4 separate regions of the Homo sapiens genome follow, and regions 2, 3 and 4 are each linked to region 1. The links are chromatin loops, found by intact Hi-C in ENCODE. Cell type or tissue: heart left ventricle. All regions are shown on one strand.

Region 1 (5,000 bases):
GTTGCTGATTGGCGCCCCCTGCGTGCACAACGGAGGCTGGCTGCACCTGGAGGTTCCCAGCAATTCCAGGCCGGCTCCAGCCTAGCCAAAGCAGCTAACTTCTCTGCTGTCTCGTGGGCTGAACCTCACCGTTTCCCAAGAGGTCTGAATCCTTCTCAAGTTCGTCTTTTCCTAAGTTCTCCCTCGTAGCTCTAGGTTGCTTTGTAGAGTTTCCTTATATCTATACTCTTCATTGTAGTTAATGACTCTGTGTTACACTTGTCCTGTTGAACTTACTGTGTAGTTTCTGTCTCTTGACTGGATCAAGGCTCTCACAGGAGTCAATCCCAGAAAAATGATGAGACAGTAGGGAAGAGAGAAAAGCCAATAAACAGCATGTTAATGAGTAGGTCCCACCTGGGGCTCAGTCGCACTGGTGTCCCTCTGAGAGTATGGGCACCACACACTTTGGCATTGCCCCAGCAAGGCAAGGGGCAAGCAAGGGAGCTGGGTGTTTATCTCCCAGGCATTGCTTGAGGCTTGCTCTTGGGAATGGTAGCTCCCTGGAACTTCTGTCCAGCCTGCATATCTGGACTGTGCAGGGGATACTTCTATGGCCAGAAAAAGCCCTTGGGCAGAGAGAAGCAGGTTCTTGATGCTGAGATGTCTGCGTGCTTGGGAGTTGACCACTGCAGCTGCAGGTGACCTCTGGGGTGGGCCAAGGGGATGTAGGTGGGCAGTGATACATCTGCTACAGACATGTTGCAGGATGCAGGGCAGCAGAAGGAAACTGATCAGCTGGCTGCCAATGAATGGCCCAGACTGATTCAAGGGTAAATTTGCTGGAAGAAGTCCGTTGCAGAAGATCAGATGCTTTCCTGACTGGTGTAATTTAATTGTATGGTCAGTGTTTGCTATGGATAATTGGATTTTTCTTTGACCTTCACAATCTTGCTGGCTCTCTGTCCACACTGAAAGACACTTTTCTAACTCTCTCAAATGCAATAAGACTAACCTTGGCTTCCATCAGGAACTCATGGGCTTGCCATTTCCAGGAGGTGCCGATGGCTGTGGTATCCAACCAGCAAACGGCAGTGGTGTTTGTATTTTCCATTTTGCCCTTTACAAGAACATTTCAGCTGAAGCAAAAGGCTTTTTCCTTTACCCTGGGTTTTTTAATAGAAATCTTGGTGGCATTAAGCACTTTTAATTCTGAGCACTAGCCTGTAAAGTTCAAAGCTCTGTTCTGCTCTTGAACACAGCGGATACCAAGGCGAGAGATTCTAATCACAAGGAATACCAGAAAAAAAAAAATAAGCAGGAGACAAGTTTATTACGAAGGGTTGTGAACAGTATTTGTGATTAATGTGGAATGAAAAAGGTTATTTCTACATTAAAATCATTCACATTTGCAATAATTTAAACAATTTATCTGGTTTCCCCAAGTGGGGATGTGTTCTTTCCACATATAACATGCTCAGTGAAGGAAGAACAAGGAAGGTTACGCTGCCCTGAAACATATCTGGGAGAGCTTTTCGGCTCTGGGAGGATCACCAAGTTATGTTGTTAAGTGACAAAAACAATATCCGGAAGAGTGTCAAACAGCTAATTATTGTGTAAGAAGGAAAAAAAGAAGACTACATTAGTCACATTTACTTATATTTATATGAAAAGCTAATAAAAGTAGCTAGGTATACGTAAGGCAGTCAGAAACAAGACTTTTCAATTATAACTTTTATATCATTTTAATTTAAAAGTTACGCTAATATATTTCCTGTTCAAGAAACAAATAACAACATGCCCAGTGGAAAGCATCATCATTGTAATAATGTCCTAAGATCATTTTTTATGACCTTTGAAGGTAACTTAGGATAGGAAAATGCATTCCATAAAATTCAGCTGCCTGCACATAGTGAATCCTTTGCAAACCCTCGGAATAGGCTGAGGGTTTTTATATGACCATGGAATTTTTTTTTTTTTTTTTGCATCTTTGCTGCTATTCGCCATCCAGGCAGCAGGGGGAGGTGTTTCTCTGTTTTTCTTTGCGCCGCCCACGCCTTCTCCCCAACTTCATATGCAAAACTGACCAAGAATTCTCTAATTCAAATCTATGCACGAAAGGCACCACATTTTCTAGATTCATGTTGTTACTCTCTCATATCCCAAATCTGGGAGACTTGGAGCTTCCAGCAGGCTGCTAATGATTTTTCAAAAGGGGCCGATTGTTGGATTTGCTGGTGTAAAGTTTGTCCTCCCTCTTCTCTGTGCCCCTCCTTGTCACTCCACTCAGCCTTTATACATCACTTGCCATAATCGAGTCATAGAAAACGAAACTTACATTATGGAAATTCACAGCCTTTTTTTTTTTTCCACTTTGTAGATGAGACTCAGGATTTAGAAGGCAAAACAAACAAACAACCAAACAAATAAAAAAGGGATTTATTTTGGACCTTCATAAATGGTGCCAAAGTAAAAACAAACAAACAAAAGGTAAAAGAGGAAGGGACTGTTAGATGAATGTTTATCTCGGCGCCTGGTACCATACCTGCCTTACACACTCACAACGCAAGGAAGGGTGTGTCACCAGAGCCATTTTGCTAAGGAGGAGATTAAAGCTCAGAGGGGCTGAGCAACTTGCCCAAATTTATGTTGCTAGAAAATGATAGAACTGGAATTGGAAGCCAGACTGTATCTAAAGTAGAAACGTTTAAATATTTTCTTCCTATACCACACAAAATAAGCAGAAGGCAGTGTCTCTCTCTCTTTTGTCCCTGTCTGCCCCCCACAGTCTCTGTACCTGTTTTCCCACAAGGGTGTACCACCTGCTCCCTACTCCACATCGCGTCTATAAAGAGAGAGAAGGAAAAAAGGAAGTCGCTTCAAGAGCTCCCCAAATGCTCAATGGAAGTTGCTCTTTGTTGTACATGGGCAGCGATTTCTTTAGAAAAAGTAGTGACGTAGACCTGCCCGAGGTCAGCGATTCCTAGAGCAGTGGACTTGGGGAAGTGCCAGGGAAGCATTATGTTGTTTAAAAAATTGTTTTGGAGCATGTGCTTGTGCGTGTGTGTGTTTCTGAGCATATCTGTTTTCTCACAGGAGCTGCCTGGCAATGGTAGCAGGTGAAGGTCATGGTGAAGAAGATGCAGATATTGGCAATTTGGAGCATTAGATGAACTAATTACAACGTTAACCTAAGGAACAGTGGTGAGACCATTTTATCCAAAGTGAAGTTCTTGAGAGAGATCTTGGGTGGCACCTAGCCTCTGTATTAGATAAAATGGACATCCCTTGGGAGAGAATGTGGCTCTTTTCTATTCTGATTAGGGCAAAAAGAGTCTCCTTTGATGCCAACATGACCTTAGTGCCTTTAAACATATACTATGCTGCCATTTCCACAGAGAGGGACAAGCAGCAGCTTGGGGTCCTTGGGCAGGCAGTGGGGCCCAGCCAAAATTTTCTTAGATTGCTTTATTTTCCTTTAATTATGATTACATGTATAGCAAATGATTATGGTTTTCTATTTGTGATAGTGATAAGGGATGCCTTTTAAATATATGTATTTAAGTAAAAAGGTTAATTTACCCAGCACTTTGGGAGGCCGAGGTGGGCAGATCACGAGGTCAGGAGATCGAGACCATCCTGGCTAACACGGTGAAACCCCATCTCTACTAAAAATAGAAAAAATTAGCCAGGCGTGGTGGCGAGCACTTGTAGTCCCAGATACTTGGGAGGCTGAGGCAGGAGAATGGCGTGAACCCAGGAGGCAGAGCTTGCAGTGAGCTGAGATCATGCCACTGCACTCCAGCCTGGGCGGCAGAGCGAGACTCTGTCTAAAAAAAAAAAAAAGTCAATTTAAAGAAAAACCAGTTAAGTGAATGATAGTAATGTGGAGATGTGAAAAAAAGGATGAAAGTGTCACTAAAATAATTCAAATATGTGGGCTGGGTGCAGCAGTTCACACCTGTAGGCCCAGCCCTTTGGGAGGCCGAGGTGGGTGAATCACTTGAGCCCAGAAGTTCGAGACCAGCCTGGGCAACAAAGTGAGACCTTCTCTGTACAAAAAAAATGAACAAAATTAGCCTAGTGTAGTGGTGAGCACATGTAGTCCCAGGTACTTGGGAGGCTGAGATGGGAAGAGCATTTGAGCCCAGGAGGTTGAGGCTTCAGTGAGCCAAGATTGTGTCACTGCACTCCAGCCTGGGAGACAGAGTGAGACGCTGTCTCAAAAAATAAGGAAGAATTGAAATATGGGGATATTATTTCATTAGTGGATTAGTTTTCAGCATGTCTTCCATTTCAGACATTTTATAATTCTAATTCCATCATTTGAGAATGATGGGAAGATTAGAATCATACAATATTAGAAAAGAAAGGGATAACTGAGTCTGCCCTCCTCATTTTACAGCTGATGAAATGGAAGCTTAGAAAGATGTGACTGGTTCAAGGTCACACAGTGTTCTGTTGGCTCACATCCCATTTGTGTGTGTGCATGGGTGTGTGCACACAGGTGTATGTGTGCATGTGTGTTGATGGGAATGGGGTAAGGGAGAGAGGAGGAAAGCAGCCTAAATATCGAGCCGCCTGGGCTTTAATGTAATTCAGGTTGTCTTGGCACCACGGAGGGAAAGCGGGAAGACAGAGGGGACATTCTTTGAACAAAATGAGAACTCCTAGATAACACGGGGGTGGGGGAATATCCTGAAAATCTAAGTTTCCTGTGCGTGCTACAGCAACAAGGGTAAGAGCTAGCTGATTTCCCCCAGTAAACACAGCAGTGGCTTTTTGCTGCAGAATGTGGCGTTAAATTCAATAGGTCAGCATTAAGCTTGAACAAAATGTGATGACTGATTAGGAAATGAATGGTAAGTCATGGACAGCAGATCCTGATTATGATGATGCTTATCAACACCTCCCTTCCCCACACTGGAACAAACAAAGCTGCACAATGTCCTTGCAGGCTGACAAAACTGGACCCACATGTGCTGGTCCTGGGACAATTGAATTATGGCTATGACAGTCAT
Region 2 (5,000 bases), 190 kb after region 1:
TTGTCATAAAAACAATGTAGATTTTAAATATCTGTGTTTGGGATTTGTTTTTGATTATAAACAGAAACACAGGGAAAACATGCATCTGAGTACTGTTGATGAATAATAATCACTGAGAAACCCCATTTGCCTTTTAAACTCCAACCAGATGTTACCCTTCCCCACTGCAAACCAAGCCCACCCTCGGGCCCATTAAACAAAATGCTGGCTGTCACTGACTGACAAGGTCTGAGGATTGGCTCTTGTTAAATAGCCACAAGGTCATGGGGATTAAACATTCTCCAGGCAGTCACAGGAAAAGTAGAATGTCAGCGCTGCCTTTTCTCTGTGAAGATGGCTCAGTGACATTTTCAGAAAGGAAGGACTACTGCTACCTGTCAGCACTCAATGGAGAACACAAGGTTAGATGCAAAGCAGGAAGGTTACTCACCACCGGGAGATTGGCGGCGCAGCTGCAGCTTCCTTCTGAGATGCAGTGCTAATGGGGCAGACCTGGAGAACTCCTTCAAGGACTGGGAAGTGGAGACCAAGCCCAAAATGAGAAGCAACGTGGCACGAGGGAGAGCGCAAAAGCTTTGGCAGTAGACAGTTCTGGGTTTAAATCTCAGCCCTAGTATTTGCTGATCCTGTGACCTTAGGCGTGTCACATAATCTCTCAGACAGCAGAACCTCTCTTGAAGGACTGTCATGGGTGTTAGTGATATTGTGTGCGAATGCCTGGCACACATTGAGTGATCGCTGAGATTTAGTGACTGCCAGCTTGTCTCAGGTGCCCAAACAACAAGATCCAGTGAAAATGCACATATCCTCCTTTGCCTGTATACCACATCGTTTTTAACCTTTGTACATGAATGACTCTAGTTAACGCTCATGCATTACAGATACAATCAGTTCTCTCCACCACACACACTGACTGTTTTGTTCCATTATTATCTAGCTACAAAATAATAATCTTTAACAAGAAATCCAAATAAGTAAGAGTGTGTGTGTTTGTGTGTTTGTGTGTGCGGGAGCGCACATGGGAGTTTTTACTGAAGATTTGTAGCATCATTGAAGAAGGTTCTCTCTGTGCCATGCTCCTCATTCTACTAAAGACCCTTGTCTGGCACTTTTTATTTCCGGAGTATTTACTCTATCCACTAGGCTAAGATGGAATTAGAAAGTCCAAGTCTTTTTTTCAAGAAGAAAAATGTGGAATAAAAATTATGCAAGTTTCCTAGACTCAACTGAATGTTAAAAATGGACAATGATTCTTGCAGAAAGGAAATAATCTAATTGGACTGAAAGTATACTCAGCCATAAAAAACATTAAAATCACATTTTTTTGCAGCAATATGGATGAAGCTGGAGGCCATTATCCTAAGAAAATTAATGCAGAAACAGAAAACCAAATATCACATGTCCTTGCTTGTAAGTGGGAGCTAAACACTGAGTACACATAGACACAAAGAGGGGAACGGTAGATACTGTGGCTTACTTGAAGGTGGAAAATGGGAGGAAGGTGAGGATCAGAAAACTACCTATTAGTTTCTATGCTTATTATCTGGATAATGAAATAATCTGTATAACAAACCCCAGTGACATGTAATTTATCCATGTAACAAACCTGTACATGTACCCTCTGAATCTAAAGTAAAAGTTAGAATTTAAAAAAGAATGCAAAAATCACAACCTTAAACACAGGGCATCACAGCCTTACACTAAAACTACTTCTACAAGGACATCTGCCCAATAACTGCCTGTTCAACCCTGGACTGGCATCAACCTTGTTATTTCTCTCTGTAGCCATGGATAATTATTTCAAAATGATTATGCTGCATTTTTTTTTCTTTTAAAACCTTTGTCTTCCTTTATCTCCCTAAAACACACATGCTTTAGCATGGCATATGTATTCCCATTGAATTGCTTTATTTCCAAATAAATATATTTTCTTTAAAAAAATTTGTTTACAGAGGTGGAGTGCTCTGAATTGCCTTCTCTGTGGTGATGAGGGTGGAAGGATTCAAGATATTTATGACCCAGTGAGTTAATCAAAGCACATGGTTAGCTGGGTCATCAGCTTATGAAAAAGGTATCAGGAAAATTAAATTGGACTCTTCTCTGTGCTCTACCGCATGTCGGAGGTTAGATAAGGACTTTCTGAACTCTCAGAGATACCAATTAAAAAAATAAACCTGGGTCTGTTTTTGCTGGCTTGTAGTCTGACATTTCAACCTGAGGACTGTGATAGTTCCAGTATTTGTGAAACATAGTCTGAAGCGTTAAAGTCATTGGCACATCTGTTGGAGTATGTTATGCTTTGGCTCTGTGACTCCACCCAAATCTTATCTCAAATTGTAATCCCCGCCTGTTGAAGGAGGGAGGCGACTGGATTATAGGGGCGGTTTCCCCCATGCTGTTCTCATGATGGTGTGAGTTCTCATAAGAGCTGATGGTTTTTTGTGTTTGGAAGTTCCTCCTTCTCTCTCTTCTCTCTCCTGCCACCTTGTGAAGAAGGTGACTGTTTCTCCTTCCGCCATGATTGTAAGTTTCCCAAGGCTTCTCCAGCCATGTGGAATTGTGAGTTAGTTAAACCTCTTTCCTTTATGAATTACCTAGTCTCAGGCATTTCATAATTGCAGTGTGAAAATGGACTAATACAGTGAATTTATACCGGGAGAGGGGCACTTCTATAAAGATAACCTGAAAATGTGGAAGCAACTTTGGAACTGGTTAATGAGCAGAGGTTAGAACAGTTTGCAGGTCTCAGAGGAAGGCAGAAGATGTGGGAAAGTTTGGAACTTCCTGGAGACTTGTTGAATGGTTTTGATCAAAATGCTGATAGTGATGTGGACAATGAAGTCCAAGCTGAGGGGGTCTCAGATGGAGATGAAAAACTTCTTGGGAACTGGAGCATAAGTCGCTGTTGCTATGCTCTAGCAGATACTGGCGCCATTTTGCCCCCACCCTAGAGATCTGTGGAACTTTGAACTTGAAAATGATGATCTGAAATTGGAACTTATGTTTAAAAGGGAAGCAGAACATAAAATTTTAGAAAGTTTGCAGCCTGTGAGTCTTTCCTTTATAAATTACTGAGCCTTGGGTATTTCTTTACAGTAGTGTGAAAATGGACTAATACAGAGCTGCCATATTCATAGATTCTGAGAGGCCATATATAAGACATAACATTCTTCTCCTGGCCTCCAAGAAAGAAAATAAAAATAAGGCATTGCCAATTAATATTAACTCATTATCAGTTGCAAGGTGAATCTGAACTGTAGAGACATCAAAATGTGAAAAACATGCATCTTGGACTGGATGAATGACTGTAGTGTTAGCTTATACATTGCCACTTAAGCTATGAAAAGATCTCACTAAAAACTTACTTGAATGTAACCTCTCTGTTAAAATTTTGTAGATTCCATTTAGTTCCTTAGGTCTACGTTTTTACCCACTCTGTAGCAAGTTGCAGGCAGATGGAAGCAGTGACTCTACTAGTTTGAATCTAAATGTTAGAAGAGGTGTCATTCACTGAATGCCCATTGCCTGTGGGATTCCCTTCTCTCTCTTCTCCAACTAGAGCAAAGCCTCAATCCCTCTGCTTCCTGGGTTTTCTTTGGGAGAACTGCAAATTCTTCAATTCTTTATTAAGCAGAGCCTTCTCATATTGTGTTTCCAGATTTCCAGAGCCAAGAACGAGCAGTTCAACAAAACAAAATTCCCCCATCTAGAAAAATTTCCCTTCCTTCCTTCCTCTCTTCCTCATTTCCTTCCTTCCTTCCTTCCTTCCTTGCTTCCTTCCTTCCTTCCCTTTCTCCCTCCCTTCCTCCATTCCCATCTCTCTCCCTCCCTCCTTCCCTCCCTCCCTCCTTTCTTCCTTTCTTCTCTCTCTTTTTCTGTTTTTCTATTTTTAAAAAGCCTATTTTCTTTTGAAGGCAGCACAGCAAGCATCTATTTTTAATTGTGCATGATCCTTGGGGCCTCATGCTTTAGCTGAAATATCTGATCTGCAATTTCTTCTAAAGCAAAAATTCAGAGCCTTTCACAAAGGAGATTTAGCTGAGCTGCTAAGACAACTTTTCCCTGATGTTACTGTCTATGTGTATGAATGCTGTGTATATATGCGTATAACACTACAATTATCAGAGAGGTCATCTATGCTCTCCTGGGGCTGAAAAGGCAAGGCTTTCCTGTATGTAGTGAGGAGAATTGTGTCTGAGGAGTAAGATCCTTGGTTGTTTTAAACTCCTTTTCTAAGCCAAATAGAAGATGCTTGCCTGGAAGACAGAAACTGGACTATAATGGGAGGTCCTTAAGTCCGGTAGAAGATTTGAATTTGGGCAATTTTTGGCTTGACATCCTACTTGATAAATGCCACTAGCAGCTAACATGAATTAAGTACTTTCTGTGTGGGAGGCTTTGTGTTATGCAGGTAGAAGCAAATTTATATGTCACAAACCAGAAAATGGAGGCTCAAGGTCGTTAAGTAACTTTTCTCATGTGGAGAGAAATAATTATGATGATGATGACAGTGATCATTTTGGTCTTTGAAGACAGTTCTCTCATAATATAGTTTGGGTAGCTAAGAAGGCTTGGGACTCTTGGAAGGTTGTTGTGAAACAAATTTTGGCCCAATCCCAGAATAATAAACTACTTCAGGAGACCTGTGCAGCAAATTGAATCTCAGTGGTAATAGCTGCAGAGTGGAGAGGCTGCCCTGGCTTTCTCCCTGCTCTGGGAACTGTGAGTTGGAGAGAATCACATTGACTTTCTCATGAACATTTTTAACACTTTAAATTTCACTTTCTCCTGCACAGCCTAGCATACAACACACATAAATCCTTTCTTTTCTTTCACAACTATGGCATATCTTATAATTTAGCAACTGTAAAAATGAATAAGTACAATTAACAATGCAGAGCGAAAGACAGTAAGCTTATAACTGGTTATAAGTCAATTGAAACTCATTATTAAGGAACAAAATGATCCTAATTAATATCCCAGTTTTCTGGTCTCTCCAT
Region 3 (5,000 bases), 200 kb after region 1:
CAAGAACACTTCTCATCTATGGTGGAAAGTTACACTTGTGAAAAACAACTCAATTTTAAACCAACAATTTTGATTTGGAGTGTCCATCCTTGTGAGTTTTGATTTGGGATTCATATTTGAAGCTGTCATTGTTTTTCTCTAGTCATAATATTTAAATCTATATGACACACCTGTCACAATTTATAGTTTTATGTGCTTTTCCTTGCACCTCAGCTTCAGATGCTCTGGACAATGACTGTTTGTTTGTAAGTGTCAACATGCACACCTAAGTAAATGTTATGTTTACAGCATAGTCCATTTTTGAATATAGACTATTCCATAAGGAAGCAACTTAGATGAAAATCCATTTAGCTCTTTTCAACCATCACAGTAATAGATACACTCTCAGAAATTTATTTTAGTTATATGCATACAGAAGACCAATGATGGAGATCTATATAGCATGTTATGGGAACAGATAAGAGGGGCAAGTTCTCTCAGTTACATGGGCAGAGTCTTAAGGCATAAGAGGAATATAAACAAATCAAGAAGGGACAGGACATTTCAAGCAGAAGCAAGGCACTGAGAGAACAAACAGCTTGGTATGTACTAAAGTACAAGAAGTTTGATCTTTGTTGAACATTAAATGCCATGCAGAAGCGGAAGATATCGGAGCTGGTGCAGCAAGCAGGAACCAGATGGGTCATCAGAAATCTCTAGGAGCCATTAAAGAGCTCAGATTTTCTCTTGTTGACATGGTGAAGTAGGAATGCAATATAGTGGTTCAAATGACAGCTGTGACTGTTGGAAATGCATTTTTCTTTTCCTCCTATTAAGATTAAATCCACAACCCTGTTATTATTTCTGTCTGTTGTTTTTAGCCCTGGTTTTAAAACTAGTGAGGAAACATCTAATTTCTCCTGACAGTCCTCAGATATTTGAAGATAGAGCCTATGTTCCCTGAGCTTCTCCAAGGGTAGTATCTTCCTGGTTATGTGGCCTCCAGACATCTTATCATCCTGTTCTTCCCTTGATATGAGCACCTCCCAAGTGCCAGGGTTAAGGGATTGGCAGAGGTATGCTGTTTTTAGGATTGAGTGTGGGGAAGCAATTCAGCCTCAGATGCCAAGAAATTGGATGTTTCGCTCATCTCTGTGGAAATTCCCATTTTCCATTTGAAATTCAGTTTTTTGTTCCTTTCGTATCCAGGTATGATTTTCTTAAGGCTTCACTGATTCCAAAGAAATGTTCAAAATTCTCCATAAAGTTTCTATATATTTTCTGGAATTTACTTCTTATGAAGCTCCTCTGTCTCATATTTCTGCAGTTATATGTCTTGTCTTTTAATGGCTATGTCAACTTAGTGCGTAGAACAGGATGTGGTAGGTGCCCAATAAATATTTTTTGAATGAATAAATAGACTCAAATTTATTCATTGAAATGAATAGATTCAGGTACAATTCAGCATTTTCATTGGCTTCTTTCTAGCTTTAAGCGTTTTTTAATTTAAGAGGAATTTATTGAAGATTGATGGTCTCAACAGAGTAAGGCTGCAATTTTCTACTTTGTTCCTTTTCTCTATCCCTGTTCTCAAATTCTTTCTCCATTGTTCCCTGAAAGCTGCAAATTCTTTTTTCTCCATAATGGGTAATAATTCAGGTCTCCCTAGCTCCTATGGTTGTAACTATACATCTGTTAAAAAGGGTGCACTGATGAACGCCTAACAACTTGCTTTCCAAAAATTATCACCGTGGATGATTTCAAACTACTAATGCAAAGTCAATGAATATTGCATCAGGAAGAGATTGAGCTCTTGAGAGCTATGATGAGCTGGTTCCAGTCCTCCACTGAAGGGCTCAAAAACCAAAGGATCTGTCCTCCTCAGAGGATGGTTGAGATCACATACAGCTACTCTTTTTTCTGTTGTTACATTAAAAAAAAAAAAAGCTATTCAGCATAAACTAGACTTTCTAAACTTGTAAACTAATGGTAATAAACTGGGAGGAGTGCTGCCCCCAAGAGGGGATTTGAAAATTCTCAGGGCTATCTGGGGCTGTAGCAGTAACTGGGATACTACAGACATTTAGTGGGCAAAGGTCAGGAATGTTGGGTATTCTTCCACATGAAAGACAGTCCTGCACAACAAAGAATTGTACTGACCAAAAAGTCTATGGTGAAATCCTTGGAAAATTCTGCTCTGCACCATGCTTCCCACAGGTTGGCTTTCTGCCGGATCATAGTCCTTTATATTCTGCTAAACTTTTGTGAGGGAAATAATCACACCCTGCTGCTTACAGGAAAAGGAAGTCCTATGCTTAGTGACAGATGCTTATTTTATTTCTAAGTGATTGAAATCAAACGCATTGGAATGAAACTTTTTTCCCTATTAACCTTTAGCAGCATTTATAATGACCATGTTAAATCAAGCCTCATTACAATGCCATGGGGCCTGACTGAAATACTGCAGGTATGATGCTGAGTAATTTCATAAATTATTAAGTGGTAATTGAAAGTAATATGGCAGAATACATTTTACTCCTGAGGGGGATAATACAGAAGACTTTGGAAGGAAATAAAGTTGGTTAAAATATAGCATATAGGAAAGAGTTGGAAGCTGGGTGGAGAGGAAGGGTAACAGAAGTCCCGGACATATCATTTAATTTTTGGCTTTGGGTGAAAATATGTATTTTGGATACTGGGGTTTCACTGACTGCTTAAGTGGTTAAGGCCCCTGCTTGAGACGTTGCAGACACTTCAACTCCTCTCTGACTTCCTGTGCCCAGGCAGTCATCAGAGCAAAAGGATCAAACTCAAATTATTTTTTTATACCAATTGTTTCTCCATGCCATGTCTTTATTTCAGTTACGATTCACTTCAAGTCCTCACCTCCCAAAAGCTTTTCAGAAGCTTTATTCTAACAAAAATCCCCAACAGTGAAGCAGTTAATGCTTGTTGTGAAAAACTAAAATAATAAAGAATATAGAATTACAGCAGGGAAAGTCTCTTATTGTCACACACAGCCTTTACTAGAGGCAATATATTCCTCCAGATCCACACATATAGCACTTTAAAAGCTTAGTTTTCTAACAAACACTCATACTATATGGACTGTTCTACAACTTGCTCTTTTTATTCAATATTATAGCTTAGACATCGTTTTATGTCTACACATTTAGATCTAAACTTTAAAATATTTTTAAAATTATAAGCATACTGCAAAGCATACATAATTTTTGTGATTTCTATTTTTAATCACAAGTGAATATACCTGTGTAACCTCTACTTACCACTGTCCTTGAATTCTCCCTCACATCCCTCCCAGTCATTAACCCATCCTTCCTGAATGTAACCACTATTCTAAATTATCTCGCCACAGAGTAGTTCTGCCGTTTCTTGAGATTAATATAAGTGAAATCATTCAATATCAACTCTTTTGTGTCTGGATTCCTTTGCTTGTTATAGCTATGAAATTTTTCCACATTATAGCATGGAATAGTGGTATAGTGGTTCATTTTTATTGCTATATAGTATTCTATTGTGTGAATGTACCATAATCTATTCATTTTCCTTTAGTTGACTTTTAGATTGTAGTTTTGAGTTGCTCTGAATAATGACTGTTTACTTATGTGTCTTTTGATAAATACACACACACACACACACACACACACACACACAAATTTTTCTTGAATACATACCTAGGAGTGGAATTGCTCTGATGTAAATAATGTGCATATTCAGCATTAGCTGCTGCCACCAAGAGCTTTGCCAAAGCAACTATAAATAATTCGGGTGTTCACAGGCTATGTGTGAGGATTCCAGTTGCTCTATATCTTTGCCAATACTTGGTATAGTAGGTTTTATTTTTGTTATTTATTTATTTATTTCAACAGTTTTTGTGGAAGAGTTGTGTATTAGTCTGTTTTCATGCTGTTGATAAAGACATGCCTGAGACTGGGTAATTTATACAGGAAAAAGGGTTTAATGGATTTACAGTTTTATGTGGCTGAGGAGGCCTCACAATCATGGCAGAAGGTAAGGAGGAGCAAGTCACATCTTACATGGATGGCAGCAGGCAAAAAGAGAGAGCTTGTGCAGGGAAACTCCCCCTCATAGAACCATCAGATCTCTTGAGAGTCCTTCACTATGATGAGAACAGTGCAGGAAAGACTCGCCCCCATGATTCAATCACCTTGCACTGGGTTTCTCCCACGACACATGGGAATTATAGGAGCTACAAGTCAAGATGAGATTTGGGTGGGGACACAACCAAACCATATCAAGGTGGTTTTTGGTTTTTGGTTTGGATCTTCATTTTGAAAGATATTTTTTTAGTTACTAGCAAAAGCATTTTAGACTGATAAGTTATTTTTGTCCAGTATTTAAACATTCATTATATTGTCTTTGGCTTCCGTAATTTCTGCTAAAAAATCAGAGGATATATTTTTTTCTCTCTGCTTTTAAGAGTTTCACTCTATGTTTTTTAACAGTTTGTCTATGATGTTTCTTTTGTGTTTTTTTCTTTCTTTCATGTTTCTTTTTTCATGTTGCTCAAGTTCTGAGATACTCTTGGATCTGTGTCTTTTCACCAGTTTAGAAAAATTCTGAGCCAGTCTGTCTTTAAATACTCATCTGATCAATTCTCTCTCTCTTTTTTTCTGGGACTCTAATGAGACATATGTTAGACATTTCCATTTATGTTCCAAGTATCTTTTACTTTTCCTCTCTATATTCATTTCTCTACTTGATGCATCAATGTAAACTCTTTTTGTTTTTTAAAAATTATAGATTTAGGGAGTATAAGTGCAGTTTTGTTACATGGATATATTGCATAGTGGTAAAGAAAGCTTCTGCACAGCAAAAGAAATAATCAACAGAGTGAAAAGACAACCTGTAGAATGGGAGAAAATATTTTCTAACTATGCATCTGACAAATAACTAATATCCAGAATCTACAAAGAACTCAAATATTTTAACAAAAACAATAAATATAAACTTTTTTTAACTGATCTGTGTTCCAGTTC
Region 4 (5,000 bases), 180 kb after region 1:
GCTCATCAAAGTACCAGTGTGTCTGTGTGTGTCCCAGGCTGGTGGATGGTGGGCTTCCAAGGAGCCTCCAGGCAGCACTGATATTCATGACTTCACCCAAGCCAGGATTTTGACCTTGGCTTTGTGGGTTTAGATTTTCAAAGTGTTTGAGTTTCCTGGACTTGGGGAGGCTGACTCTCACTAACAATGCTTTTAGGAGACTGCAGATGCCGAAAGTATTGATTTTCAGCATGAATTCTACTTGTTAGGTACCTTAAACCTGATCAGCATACATATGGTTCTTCTTCCATGTAAGAAAACCACATGAGGAACCAAATAATACCTCTAAGGAGTTTTGAGGAGGATGGAACTGAAAAGAGGGATGTGAGTAGTGTGACTCGAATGCTGTTAGAAGAGTCTGATGTGTCCTTCTTCCTCAGGTGAAAGTTCTCAGACTGAAAACATCTAGATAACCTCTAGCTATGCTAAGCCACAGGCACTTTTATAGGCCTAGAACCTATTTCGTGTCTTTAAGGTGACTTGACAGAGTGTGGTTTTGTCCTCTTATTTTTTGACATATTCTGCAACTCAGGAAACAGTCTTGTTTCCCTTTCTCTATAGCACTCGAGGTGCATCAGTCTGCTCCTCCCTTTGCCTCAAGGTCCCACAGTGGCAAGGGGAGAGGAGACCAGTCTGGGGGGTCTGCTTATTAAGCCTTCATTGCTGTCTACCCCAAGAAAACTCAGAGTCACTGTCTCCTAGGCACTTCTCAGGTAGAAAGAAATCTTTCCTTACCCTCCAAATCTGCTATCCTTCAGGGATGGATTCTCGGGTACCTTCGACCAGCTCCCTGCTCTGTTCCAGCTTCCTGGGCATAAAGGCAAATAATCCCAACGTGTTTGGCTTTGACTTTTTCTCATGGCCTCCTTTCCCAGTGGGTGGCCATATATATTCATTCACATGTCCAAGGGGATTCCTCCTTCCATCCCCCGTTTATTGATGTTCTTGTCACATCTCCCTTAGGAGCTTGTTGTGTCAGTCAAGGTCCCAGCAAGAAACAGATGGCACACTTACACTTGGATAATGTGAAATGAATTTAATAAAGGACTACTTACAAAGCTGGGAGCAGGGCTTAGGGAAACCACGAAGAATAGTCAAATGCCAGAGGACTATGAAATCTAGGTGCTATTGTAGGCCTGAAAGAGTGGAGAGAGGGGAAAGAGAGCCAGAAGACTGCGGGGGCTATGCGGAAGAAACATAGGATTCCTGGCTTTCAACAGAACTGGCCCATGGAAACCCCACGGCAATAGTAATAAATGCCACACCCTCACTCACTTCTCTCCTTCCAATCTCCTGCTGATGCACAACACTGGCCATGTGCAGTTGGTAGTCAGTGGTCAAGGGAGCCCAAGAGTGTGGTTCAGGTTCAGCTTCCCCAGGGAATAGCAGGGTGGACAAAGATAGAGAGTGGATTTGGATAGGCAAATAGAATAATCCAGTAAAAACACTGAAGGCTAGACTTTGTTGTTAATACCTGTATTTTTTGGTTTCCCATCCCACACATAGTAGGTTTGCAGCAGTTGACTTGGCCATGGATTTCTTTGGGTAAGGAGATGATCTTTGATCCCTGTATTCCAGGGCCTATCCCAGTACCCCCAAAAGATGCTCCATAAATGTTTATGAAATGACTAGTGAATGAATGAATGAATAAATGAAGTGAGCTCAGTGGGAATTTTCCCTTAATTTTGCTCACTGTTTCACTCCTTGGAAGTAGCCACTTCTCTGCTTCACTTGTAGGCCAGATCCAGTTATTAAATTTCTAAATTATCCTTCTGTCTATGGGGCTGACTCTCTAATGAGGTCTTGTAAGTCTTTGCTTCCATCCTCGGAGTCCAGACAAGGAGCTCTTGCCTCAGGCACAGCCTCTGTTCTCTGGGATGTCTCACCTTTTTAGCAGGGAAGCGTTCTGTGCCAGATGCTTAACTTGTGTCCTCCTACCAGGGAGATTCCATGAGGAACCTTCTCTGTTCACTTTAGGCAGATTGGATTGGCTTCTCCTTGCTGTACTTCTAGCTAGATTAACTGTTAAACAAATATCTATTACTTATCTGTCATATTCTAGGCACTGTGCTAGGACATGAGAATGTTCAAGTGGGTAAGATACAGTTTGACATAAGGGACAAAGTGCTGCAGTCCAGAAGGAGAGAAGACAAATAATAAATAATTATTTTACAGGGTAATACATGCTATGTTATTATGTTATTATTCTATAATAATTATGGGAGCACAATGGGTGAGGAGGGCACTGTGGGAGCCTGGGTGAGGAGCGCCAACCCACCCGGAGGCGCAAGGAAAGCTTTCTGGAGGAGTTAACACCTGATCTTGTAGGATGGGAAAGAGCAAGATATTAAAGATAAGTGATTCCAAGTCAAGTGGTGAGCAAGATCAAAATGACAGACACTTGACATAGCATGATGTGTGCAAGGAAACATGAACTAATCTGTATTATTAGTGATAACAGTTGAGGAATGGGGGGTGAGAGGCAGATGGAGGGGCAGGCAGGGTTTAGGGTGTGGAAGGCATGGTAAGCTGAGCTAGGGACTTTGTAGGACATTAACTAGAGTGAGGTGAATAAGGCCTATTTTAGGCACAAAATGTAAAAGGGCTTCAAGGTCTCAGTAACTAGGATAAGTAATATTAAATGCAATATTTTAAACAAAATTAATGCAAAAACCCACAGTGAAAAAAAAATAAAATTTTAAGATAAATAGTATTGAGTGAATTCTTATAATTTCATGTTGCTTCAGTATCCATTTTGAATATAACTTTAACTTTCTCATACCAGAAGCAGGCTTAGTCACCCTTGGTGCAGTATCCAGTTTTACAACTCCTCCTAGTTCCTTAAGGTGGTCAGTTCAGCTCTCTGGCTTATATAACTCGTGATAGTTACCTCTCCATGAGACAGCCAGATACAACTGACCTAATTAGCCCCACTGACCTCCACACCCCACATGGACTGTGCAGGTGTGCCACAGTGGCCACCTCTTAGTCACAGCGTGACCCCCATGAAACTAATGCCTGCTTGTACCACCAGTTAGACCTCCCCACAGGAAACCTGCTTGAGTAACTCCCAGGACCCAATAAAGAATTTGGCTTACAGGTCCCCTTCTCTCTCTCTTGCTCCCCACCTGCTGGCTGAATGCACGTGTCCTCAGTGGCTTCCCCCTTTCCAGTGACCCTGGGAGGCATACTGCCCCCTGCACTGTGGAATCTGTAAGTAATAAATATGTCTGTTATTTCATGCTCGGTGTTGTGCTGCCTCCTCCTGTGTCTCCCCTGACAGACAAACATGAGCCTAACTTCTTTCCTGGTCAGGGCTCTCCTATGGAGTGGCTATCTTGGTAGGAATAAACTAAACACAGCTTAGACAAGAGCCACAGGGACATCTGTGAATAAAAGCAAGTTTTCTGTATGGGGAACACCTGGCCATGGCCGGACACTTAGGCATTAGGCAGTCTACCAGGATAAAGATGTATCCCTTGAAAGGCATGCTGTAAACATCCAGAAACTGCCTTCCCTGGAGCCCTGTCGTCAGGGCAGGGCTAGAGTTTATAGCCACTCTCCAGGGAGAGACTTCAAGACCAAATTAGAAAGAATTTGTATCTTTAATATTTACAAAACACTATGTTACTGATTTTTTTCTTTTGCCTTGGGCATCAACATGGCTCAGCATAGCATTATTACTGAGTCTGTCTTTATTGCAATAAAATGTTACTTATCCCTTCAACAAATGGTGCTGGGACGACTGCATATCCACATGCAAAAGAATGAAATTGGATCCCTGCCTCATGCCATACACAAACATTAACTCAAGGTAGATCATAGACCTAAATGTAAGGGCTAAAACTGTTGAACTCATAGAAGGAAATGCCAGAGTAAAACGGTGTGGTCTAGGGTTTGGCAATGATTTCTTAGATATGACACTAAAACTGCAAGTGATGAAGGATAAGATTTTTAAGTTTTACTTTATCAAAATTAAAAATTGTGTGCCTCTAAGGATATCATTAAGAAAGTGAAAAACAACCTATCACCCTTCTGCTCTATTCTATAGCCATCTATTGCTCTTAAAATAAACTCCAGTCCTCCTGCCATGACCTCCCAGTCCTGCAGAGGACCTCTGCCAACCTCTCCAGCTCCATCTCATCTTTTCTCTCTCTGTTTCTTGCTCCACCAGCTCAGCCACTTGGGTCTCCTTTGCCAAGGAGTGTCCTCCCTCTGGAACTCAATACCAGCTCTTTCTTCTTCTGGAATCTTCTCTCAGCTCTTTTAAGGTTAGTTCTTGCTTTTTCGCATTTCATTACACTGTTACATTTTGTGAGACCTCTAAAGGGACCTTCCCTGCTTACAATCAATATCATCACTCAGTGCATTGGTTTTCTATTACTCCTGTAACAAAGTGATACTCACATGGTGGCTGAAAACAATGCAGACTTAGCTGGATGTGATGGCTCATGCCTGTAATCCCAGCAACATGGGAGGCTGAGGTGGGAGCTTCGTTTAAGGCCAGGAGTTCAACATCAACCTGGGCAACATAGAGAGACTCCATTTCTAAAAAACACAAATTAAAAAAAAAAAATAGCCAGAGTAGCTGAGGCAGGAGGATCTCTGGAGCCCAGAAGTTTGAGGCTTCAATGAGCCAGATCGTGCCAATGCATTCCAGCCTGGGTGACAGAGCAAGACCCTGACTCAGGAAACACACGCATGCACGCACACACACACACATACATTTACTGTCTTCAGTTCTGTATGTTAGAAATCCAACATATGTCTCAGTGGGCTAAAATCAAGGTGTTACAGGGCTGCATTACTTTTCATAAAGGACATTTCATTTCCTTGCCCTTCCCAGCTTCTAGAGGTTGCCTGTATCCTTGGCTCATGGCCCCTTCCTCCGCCTTCTAAGCCAGCAAAATTGTATCTCCGACCATTCCTCTGTAGTCACTTTGTCCTTGGACTCTCCTCTT

Evidence for each region. Peaks named below come from ENCODE experiments on the same cell type or tissue, not always from the same donor. Only the 100,000 strongest peaks of a DNase experiment are listed, where the experiment ranks them.
Region 2: it touches region 1 in a loop (3-fold over the local background); 22 of 110 quality-filtered maps call a loop at or near these places.
Region 3: a loop joins it to region 1, with 6 times the contacts of the local background. A loop is called at or near these places in 30 of 110 quality-filtered maps.
Region 4: a loop joins it to region 1, with 10 times the contacts of the local background. A loop is called at or near these places in 12 of 110 quality-filtered maps.

Annotation. Positions count from the first base shown.
Region 1 is chr4:13,654,672-13,659,671 of GRCh38, forward strand. LINC01182 (long intergenic non-protein coding RNA 1182) reads left to right here and starts at 508. Exons shown (of 4, transcript NR_121681.1): 1 at 508-680; 2 at 3,076-3,183. RefSeq lists an enhancer at 33-82. In heart left ventricle, a CTCF peak has its summit at 2,002 (motif pointing right); a DNase peak (open chromatin) is centred at 2,020; H3K4me3 peaks cover 305 bases.
Region 2 is chr4:13,840,331-13,845,330 of GRCh38, forward strand. The region is part of intron 3 of LINC01182 (long intergenic non-protein coding RNA 1182); the gene reads left to right. It overlaps LOC101929048 (a long non-coding RNA gene), which reads right to left and starts at 575. Exons shown (of 5, transcript XR_925415.3): 1 at 431-575. The region is part of intron 3 of LOC107986182 (a long non-coding RNA gene); the gene reads left to right. In heart left ventricle, no CTCF peak of the experiment used is centred here; no DNase peak of the experiment used is centred here; H3K4me3 peaks cover 753 bases.
Region 3 is chr4:13,858,260-13,863,259 of GRCh38, forward strand. The region is part of intron 3 of LINC01182 (long intergenic non-protein coding RNA 1182); the gene reads left to right. The region is part of intron 3 of LOC107986182 (a long non-coding RNA gene); the gene reads left to right. Among named protein-coding and RNA genes, the nearest start is that of LINC01182, 210 kb to the left of the region's middle. In heart left ventricle, a CTCF peak has its summit at 2,008 (motif pointing left); no DNase peak of the experiment used is centred here.
Region 4 is chr4:13,834,150-13,839,149 of GRCh38, forward strand. All of the region lies in intron 3 of LINC01182 (long intergenic non-protein coding RNA 1182), which reads left to right. All of the region lies in intron 2 of LOC101929048 (a long non-coding RNA gene), which reads right to left. LOC107986182 (a long non-coding RNA gene) reads left to right here. Exons shown (of 4, transcript XR_001741382.2): 1 at 1-1,584; 2 at 3,195-3,252; 3 at 4,214-4,310. Among named protein-coding and RNA genes, the nearest start is that of LINC01182, 180 kb to the left of the region's middle. In heart left ventricle, no CTCF peak of the experiment used is centred here; no DNase peak of the experiment used is centred here.